Regions from separate parts of the Homo sapiens genome. Here region 2 is linked to region 1. The links are chromatin contacts, found by Hi-C or POLR2A ChIA-PET in ENCODE. All regions are on one chromosome and are shown on one strand. Each heading gives the region's core, a stretch centred on a gene start or an enhancer-like site at or near the end of the contact. The rest is flanking DNA. Distances are from core to core; before and after follow the strand shown. Region 1 overlaps IQSEC1 (IQ motif and Sec7 domain ArfGEF 1). Region 2 has its middle 20 kb from the start of IQSEC1.

Evidence for each region. A loop is a pair of places that touch in the nucleus more often than their neighbours do. ChIA-PET counts read pairs that join two places held with the same protein, here RNA polymerase II (POLR2A). Pooled maps may share reads with other maps.
Region 2: a map of GM12878 shows a loop between it and region 1 (5-fold over the local background). The contact joins two enhancer-like sites. A Hi-C loop is called at or near these places in 5 of 168 maps with a recorded cell type or tissue (B cell, GM12878, OCI-LY7 and 2 more), 15 of 37 single-sample maps with no recorded cell type and 8 of 50 pooled maps. POLR2A ChIA-PET finds 5 or more read pairs at or near these places in 3 of 52 experiments (B cell, OCI-LY7 and activated B cell).

What each region holds. Positions count from the first base shown.
Region 1 is chr3:13,044,060-13,048,191 of GRCh38, forward strand. The region is part of intron 1 of IQSEC1 (IQ motif and Sec7 domain ArfGEF 1); the gene reads right to left. Among named protein-coding and RNA genes, the nearest start is that of IQSEC1, 27 kb to the right of the region's middle. RefSeq lists enhancers at 1,624-1,703, 2,144-2,563, 2,919-3,437. Within about 2 kb of position 2,257, at least 7 of the 41 ENCODE cell types and tissues checked have a DNase peak (open chromatin) inside an H3K27ac peak, as active enhancers do.
Region 2 is chr3:13,090,890-13,095,021 of GRCh38, forward strand. It overlaps a transcript of IQSEC1 not described here. Among named protein-coding and RNA genes, the nearest start is that of IQSEC1, 20 kb to the left of the region's middle. Within about 2 kb of position 1,911, at least 10 of the 41 ENCODE cell types and tissues checked have a DNase peak (open chromatin) inside an H3K27ac peak, as active enhancers do.

The DNA of each region.
Region 1 (4,132 bases), core at 1,007-3,506:
CAGCTTCCAAGGGCCAGGCTGGGAACCAGAGGCCTGATCTCACCCCATGCAAAGCCAAAGAACAAAGTCTCCCACCTCAGGTGGCATTTTCTCAGTGTCATTAGCAAAAATGCTGCTTCTAGAGCAATGGTTCTCAACCAGAGGCGTCTGGGTCATCCCCCCACCCCCAGGGACATCTGGTAATATCTGGAGAAATTTTGGTTGTCACAAATGGGGAGAGAGTGCCAGCATCCAGTGGCATTTAGATGTCACTAAACACCTTACCATGCACAGGACAGCCCCCACACCAGAGAATGGTCCTGCCCAAAATGTCAGTAGTGCCAAGGTTGGGAGACCCTGTCTGTAGTCACTTTCCCTTGGAGGTACCCGTCCTGGATGGCTGGAAAGGGAAAGCTTTCCAAATGGCTGGGTCCAAGCCTCTTATAATACAGTCGGGGAGTGCGAGGCCAGAGGTAAAGGGGGACACCCAGTGTCATCGGAATGGACCCAGGCTGGACGCAAGACACCCCAACTTGGGCTGATAACTGGGGGCAGGCAGGGGAGAGGCGATCTGCCGAGTGTGATGAGCCTGTTTGGCAAGGTAGCACAGGCGGGGCCAGCAGCCCTGAAGTGCTGCCCACTCCTCCCCCGCCCCCCCACACTCCTGGAGAAGGACATTAGCTTCCCTCTCACGCCTGTGGCAGAGGAAGCCGGCTGTGCCTTTGAAAGGCAGCAATTACTGGCTGGGACCTTTGTTTCTGAATTCCTAGGCTGTGCACAGGCCTCCAGAACCTCCGAAGGCTGGGATTCTCAGAAGCTTGCCCCCAGCAGCAGAGCTGGTGCCTCCACTGCACAAAAAGGGCACAGAGTTCTGGTAGCAGCGGGGGCCCTGGGCCCTAGTCCTGGACCTGGCACCAATGCTCTTCTGGTCTCAGGTACCCTCATCTGTGAAAGGGGAACATTGATCCTGGCCCTGTCTGTGTCTGAGGCTGCTGTGAGGGTTGGGAGTCAGGACGCATGCCAAGGCAAGATGGCAGGATGGGGCAGGCCCCACTTAGCATCTGCCTCCTGGCCACTCCTCCAGGCATGCTCCACCCCAGGGCCTCTGCACCGCTGTTCCCACCAGACTGTTGGGATGCTCCTCACCCCTCCTGTGCTTCCAGGCCCAGAGGCCTTCCCTGGCCACCCTCCCATCTCTGTCTATTCCCTTCACCTGGATTTATTTTCTCCATAGCTCTTGTCACCACTTGACACGTTATGTTAAAAACCAGTTTCTTTTTCTGCTTGCTGCCTGTGCTCCTGCCTGCCACAGATGCTCTGTGAAGGCAGCAGGACTGCTCAACGAGGGATCCTGAGTGCCCGACACCCGCAGGTGCTCAGGAAATGTGGCTGAATGCAGGCGGGGAAACAGCAGAGCTGAGGGGCTCCTACGGCCTCCGCTCTGATCCCTGCTCTGTCCTCCAGGGAGTGAGGCACTGGGGCATTGGCTCTGAGGTCAAGTGTGGCTCCATCCGATGGAGGGCTGTGCAGTGAGACCCAAGTGGGCAGGAGCACGGAACCTGCTAGGCCCCCACACATCCTAGAACAAAGAGCCCCATCCACACTCCCTGCATACCAGAACTTTCCTGGGCTGGCCTCGAGCAGGGCACCTGACTGACTGGCCGGCGGAGTGGACAATTCAGATGGAGCTGCAGTGGCGCCCGTGGCATGGGTGGGTGGTGCAGAGGCCAGGCTCAGCCCCTACAGGAGCCTCCTCAGCCTCCTTCCCTGGGGCCACCCTGACACAGGAACCCACACGCCTGCTGGCACCCTGAGCCATCCCATCAGGGGTGAGAGTGTGTGTACCAGTGTGAGCCCGCAAGCACATATGTGTCAAAATGGGGGCTGTGTGTTCACCCATGTGCAAAAGTGACAATGCTAGCATTTGACTACAGGAAGAACTGGGTGTGGGAATGTTCTGGAGTCTGTGTGTATACGTGTGTGCGTGTGAGATTATGCAATGGGCATATGAGGAACTACTAGTATGAGGGCAGGGAGTGTGCTACGGTGTTGGGCAGTATTCACACCAGGATACCCAAATGTTCAAATCCCGGCTCTGCCCCCGCAGTCTCGAATCCTGAGCAGGTGACGTCTGTGGAGTGGGCTAACAATAGCCCTGACTCGCTGGGCCATAAGGGCTGTCAGCTTTCACAAAGCAAAGGAAGTACTGTTATGATGATATGTGGGTGTGACTGTGGAGTGTCCGTGCAGAGGATCAGGTGACTGCGTGAGCGTGTCGCTCATGTGTGTACACGTGTGTACCACTTGGCTGTGTCCTCCAGGAGCGCACGCGGCGGGGCTGCCAGTCCCTAGCTGGCTCAGGGAAGCAGGGCCCAGATGGCCACCCCCTCGCTCCCTGCAGCCCAGAGTTTCAGAGTCGGTCGCTCTGACATCTCCTTCCTGTATAGCATCTGCTGCAACCCTGACACGTGGGGCCCAGCCCTTGGTTGCTGTCTCCAGGGACAGGGCCTACGACCTTGTGAGTCTCTTTTTGGGCTTGTTCAAAAACCCCCTCTCCCAGAAGCCAAGCTCTTTAGCAGGACGAAGCTCCCTCCCAAACCTCCCCCAACTCCCCTCCTCCCTCTCCATGGCCCGGCCACATCCACCCTCCACAGGTCCTTACACAGGGTGCTCCCTTCCGGGACCACTTGTCTCCCACCCTCCAAACAGGGAACCAGTCAACCTCTAGTCACCTCTACAACGCAGCACAGATGTCCCCTCCTCCCCAATTCACATCGATGCACCGAACACAGCCCTCTAAGCCACCTCCACTGCCAGGACAGTCTGCCTGTCACTTGTCTTTCTTGCCCACGAGACTGGAACAAGGATCTGCTGGCTTCCAATCAAGGGAGCTTTCCTCTAAGCGCAGTCTCCAGTATTTTTTTGTGTGTGTGAAAACAGAAAATGCTCTTTTTGGAAGACATCAAGATACAAAGCACACGGAAGCAGAGACCCTCAGACACCCCAGCTCCCACCAAGCGCAGCTGCACACCAATAGAAACCAACAGGCTTCTCCCCTGGGCTGCAGCCTTGGTCGTCATGGGAACTGCCGGCTGCAGGCTGGTCCTTGGGAGACCCACCAGCCTTGGATCTCGGAAGAACTATCAGCTGCAGCCTGATCCTCCGAGGGGCCTTCAGCTGAGCTCTGGTCTTTGGGGGCAGAACTTCGACTGCAGTCCTGGTCTTTGGGGGGACCTTGATTTGAGGGGAAACCACTCCAAGCTGTAGAAGCTCTCAGGGGACATATCAGTAGTACCTCTGGCCCTTGGGGGAATTTCAGGGCCAAATGGTGGAGCTAATTTCCCCCAAAGGGCTCTTGGAGGCCTGCCTCTGGGTGCAGATGGGCAGTGAGGACCTAAGGAGATCCTGGGGCAGGCTGGGGTGGACGGCAAGACAGTACCTGTAGCGGTCAGTGGAGAGGCTGCTTCCGGTGTCCAGGGAGCTCCTGAGGTGGCAAAAGCGAGACAGGGTTACTTATGGTCCCACACACACAGCAAACCCCTTGGGGGCCATGTCCACTCAGGCCCCAGCAGGTGGTCCCAGGACAGGTCCTGGGGCAACTGAGCAGCCCTGGGAAGAGCGTCTGCCCCACATGCAAGAAACCATGTGCTTTCTTTCCCCCTGCTGGCTCAACTGAGAAGCTGCCTTGTCTCTACCCCATGGCAATGTCAAGTCCCACTGCCCCCTGTTCAGATGGGGAAACTGAGGCTCAAGGAGAGGAAGCGCAGTGGGCAGGGTTAAAGGTCCTCTCTGGCTGGACCCAGACTTAACCTCGGGTATGTTTGACCTGAGCCACCATGCTCCTTCCCCAAAGAGCCCTGCACCAGGAATCTCAGCAGACCCATGGGTTTGGGCCCACCCAGCCTCCATGCCGGCAGCCCAGGGGCCCTGGAGCCCTGATTTCCTGCCCAGAGACTCGGCGTCCAGCTCTGGATCTGGGCCCAGGAGCCTGGGTCCTGCCTCCTGCCTTTGACCAAGTTCGGTCTGTGCTATGGGGTGTGGGCCTGGAGCCAGCCCAACTAGGATCACATCCCACCTCCACCCATGACTAGCCATAGACTTGGTGCCTGTCCCCTCACCTCTCTGTGCCTCAGTTTCCTCATGTGTAAAATGG
Region 2 (4,132 bases), core at 661-3,160, 46 kb after region 1:
ATCCACAGTTCCCTTGACCAAAAGCCCTGTGCGGAATTTGAACCCCAGCCGCGGGGACAGCACTGGAAGACTGCACGGAGCTGCCTGACCAGCCAGGAGGAAGATTAATTTGGATTTGGCTGGCCTGGCCTCCTCCTCACCGCCCACACTCCTCTGCCCTGATGACCCATTCTGTGCTCGGTTTCTACGGCCTTCTCCCAGAGAGGTTTGTAAAGACTTCTCGTCACTCCGGTCTTGACTCAGTGGACACTCTCTCAGGGAGGGCTCCTGCCCACCTCTGTCCTGCACTCCCTACGCCATCGCTCACTCAGGTGCATGCCTTGACCCCGTCACCACTCTCCGAGGGCAGCAGCATCGGTCTCTCTGCCAGGCTGCTGGTTGCTGTCCTCCTTCCTCATTGGCATACAGACTCCAGGAGGCCAGGGGAGTCTGTTTTATTCACTGAAGCAGGCTCAAGCCATAGACCGTGCCTGGCACATAGCAGATGCTCAAAAAATATTTGCCGAATGAATGAGGGAGTTTGTTTACAGGACAGATGCTGGAATGAGACCCAGGACAGTGTTGCTGGGCCTTTGACTTGGGCTTGGGCCTACTGAAACCCATGCATCTTTTCTCCCATCTCTTCCCCTGGCCTCCTGGCCTCCCTGCCCTCCCTGAGCACAGCCCTCCTTTGTGACTACTGCAGGAGCAGGGGCTGGGGTGTGAAAGGACCCAGAAGCCCAGGTGGGACGGGCCCACAATGCTCCCAGGAAGCCCGACTTGGCTGTGCCTCAGCCTTGCCCCCGCTGACCTGTCTGTTCACCCCAGCTGTTCCTATGACCAGGCCCTTGTCAGCCCTCCCTCTGTATTCAGGGAAACTGAGAGGTGCCTGAAGCTCCAACATAAAAAACAAAGACACAGGCAGGCAGAGGACACGTGTGGCACATTTGGGGAGTCTTCAGGGGTTTTCCTAGGAAAGCCACATCCTCTGTGGAAGCCTAGACTGTTCAGGCTTCCTCCCAGGTCTCCTCTTTGGTCTGGGAGGGCAGCTTGGGTGGGGTCGGGGTGGGCAGGACCTGGAGGCGCTGGAGCAGGGCAGTCATGGGGGAGGTGGTCAGTGTCCCCAGGCCCCCCAGGCAGTTCTAAGGGCCTGTGCATGGTCGAGGCCAGGAGGAAGCTAAGCACAGCTCTTTCTGGGGTCAAGCTACCCTGCACTGCGCGGGGTCAATTGCCCTGCACTGTGCAGGGTCAGAACTGACTGCATCAAAAGGGGCTAGTGAGATGCCTGTGCCTAGGGCTAAGCAAGCCAGCAGGGACATACCAGGCAGGAGAAGAAGACCTTGTGAGCTTCTGCCAGCTCTGAGGACACCGTATCACGGGGGTGTTTCCATAAAGTGCTCAGGGAAGTAAGTTCTGGGGTTAGTACAGCTCAAAGGCGCTAGGTGTAATGCTCAGAAGTTCCAGCAGAGGGCAGCGCGCGGCTGCTGCAAAGTCCTGCAAAGAGATACCTGCAAAACACGCCCCGGCTGACCACGGACGTCCCAGAACGCTGTTGACCTGGCTCCTTCCCAGGCCTGCCCAGGCCTCATTCCCTGGCCACATGTCCTCTCCCCATCTGGGTTAGGCTAAAATAATCCCAGGAACTGAGATGCTGCCAAGAAGACACAACACAGAGACAGGACCCTAAGGACCAGGAGCAGCGCGTGCCTGGGTGCTGGGGGCCTCTCTGAGACGGCGACATTTAAGCCAAGAGCTAAATAATGGGAGAAGTCAATTTTAGCCCCTAACCCGAATTATTTCTGTTCCCTCACCAGAACAATCTCAATGGTGTCTCCTCTATCAACCCCTCTGATGGTGGCCTCTTCGCGTAAAACAGTCCACCAACATTCAGGCCCTGCGCTCTCTGGCCCCACCCACCTTGCAGGGTTCCTGTCCCAGTGCCAGCCCCTCCTCACTCTGCTCCAGGCACGCTGGCCAACTTTCCATCTCCAAGGCCGAACTTCTTCGAGTCCCGGGGCCTTTGCCCTTGCTGTTCCCTCTGCCGCGAGCACTCTTCCCCCTCCCGTAGCCGGCTCCTCCCATTATTTAGCTCTTGGCTCAGAGAGGCCCCCAGCACCCAGGCACAAGCTGCTCCTAGTCCTCAGGGTCCTATCTCTGTGTTGTGTCTTCTTGGCAACATCTCAGTACTTGGGATTATTTTAGCCTAACCCAGGTAACAAGTGACTAAATCACATCTCGGTGGCTCCACACAGGTCCTGCCCCTGCCCAGGGCACAGTCTGTGGTTTCACCAACTCCAGCTGGGGAGGCGAGAGGATACAGAGAGGCATTAAGAGCAAATAAACAAACTCACTTATAAAGGAGACATCGTCCCTCAGCCAGAGCCTCAGCCCCATACCTGACAAGACTAATCGGGCTCAAGGACGGAAGGAGACCTGGGGCCTCCATCCCAGCCCTGCCTGCTGCAGGGATGCATGCTCCTCCAGCATCCCAGGCGGTGCCATCTGAGCCCCAGCACCTTCAGTGATGCAGAGTTTATGTCCTCACCGGGCCCCAGGGGAGACCATTAGGAAGCTTCCTCCACAGGAGGAGCTGGGCTCCACCTCCTGCCATGCGCAGACGAGGGGCTTCATCCAAGTAACTGGTCCCTGTGGCTCAGGGCAGGAACTGGGGAGGCAGGGCTGCCTCCTCCCCAAGCTCAGGGGATGCCACGAGGGAGGAGGTTATTCAGTGTGATTCCTACGTGTGTCCCCTTCATCCAGCACATGGGGTGTGTGGCAAACCCTGGACAAGGGGACACAAGACGCATGCAGCTACAGCCTGGCGGCAGGATCAGGCCCGAGCACTGATGACGACTGAGGCATACACAGTTGGATCCACTGTCTGGCATCCAGCCCCTCTTATCCCTGAACCTCCTCCCCACTGTTGGTCCACGTGACTCCGCTAGGTCTCCCCCTGTCCGTTCTCAGCACCCTCTAGGTCCAGGGATGTGCACGTGATCCAGCCTGGCCAATCAGAGCATAAATCCCTCTGTTCTTCATAGTGATTGGCTTAGAGATGGGCTTGTAACCTGAGTCAGGCCAATGAGAGTCAGCCCTGGCGCTTTTGCAGATCTGAAAAAGAGACCTCTTCCGGCTGGGGCCACTGAACTAACTGGCTGTGAGCCTGGGGTTCCTGGTGCCTATCGTGTTATACTGTAAGAGCAAACCTTCCCAAGAATGAAGAAACAGGGCTGAGGGATGAAGAGAGAGAGAGAACCGTGACATCCGATCAGGGTCCTCACTGATACACCGATGGTAGCAGGTGGCACCTCGTATCACAGTGGAGAAGCCGGTGCTGTGGGAGTTCTAGGATGGAAGGCACTTGTGGCAGGGAGATCATGGAAGAGGCAGGGACTGCATCAGGCCTTGAAGGATGAGAAAGTTAACACAGGAAGATGAGTGATCAGGCATTCCAGATGGAAGGCGAAGGCAAGGCTTGCAGGGGCTGACCTTGAAAAGAAGGATTTCACTTCCACCCCTCTCCCGGAGCCACCTGGAAGTCCCATCCCTGCTCTAGACTCCCTCCCCCAATCATATACAAAACACAAACCACAGAGGCTGGCGAGATGCAGAGTGATGTCTGAGCCCCTTTAATTTTGTTCCTTTTTGTCAGGAAGATCTGTGTCCACTCAACCTCTCTCTCCTCCTGACACCCCCCACCTGGTGCCAGACCCTGCACTAAGTACTGTTCGTGGATCAGCCTGTGAGACTGCTTCCACCATTCCCCTCATAATACAGTTGTGGAAACTGAGGACAGATAAATCAGGAGTATGGCCTGTTCCTGGCCATACTACTGGACAGAGGGCTGCAGGGCTCAAACTCAGGCTGACAGGCTCCAGCAGCCACGAGCTCCGGGATCTTCTCCCACTGAGCACGGTGTGACCTGCCGAGAGCACCTGACCCTTCTGGGCCTCCACTGGGAATTCAGGGAAGATCAATAGTTGAGTTCAATTGTTACCTCCCCAGGCAAGGGATACATTTCGATGGACCATGGACACAGACTGAACCAGCTGCAGGCCACACGCTGAGAGAGGAGCCCAGCAAGTGCTCCTAAGCTTGTGGCTGTGGCTGCGGTTTTGTTCGGTGGTGATCATGACCATTTGTTGGAGCCACA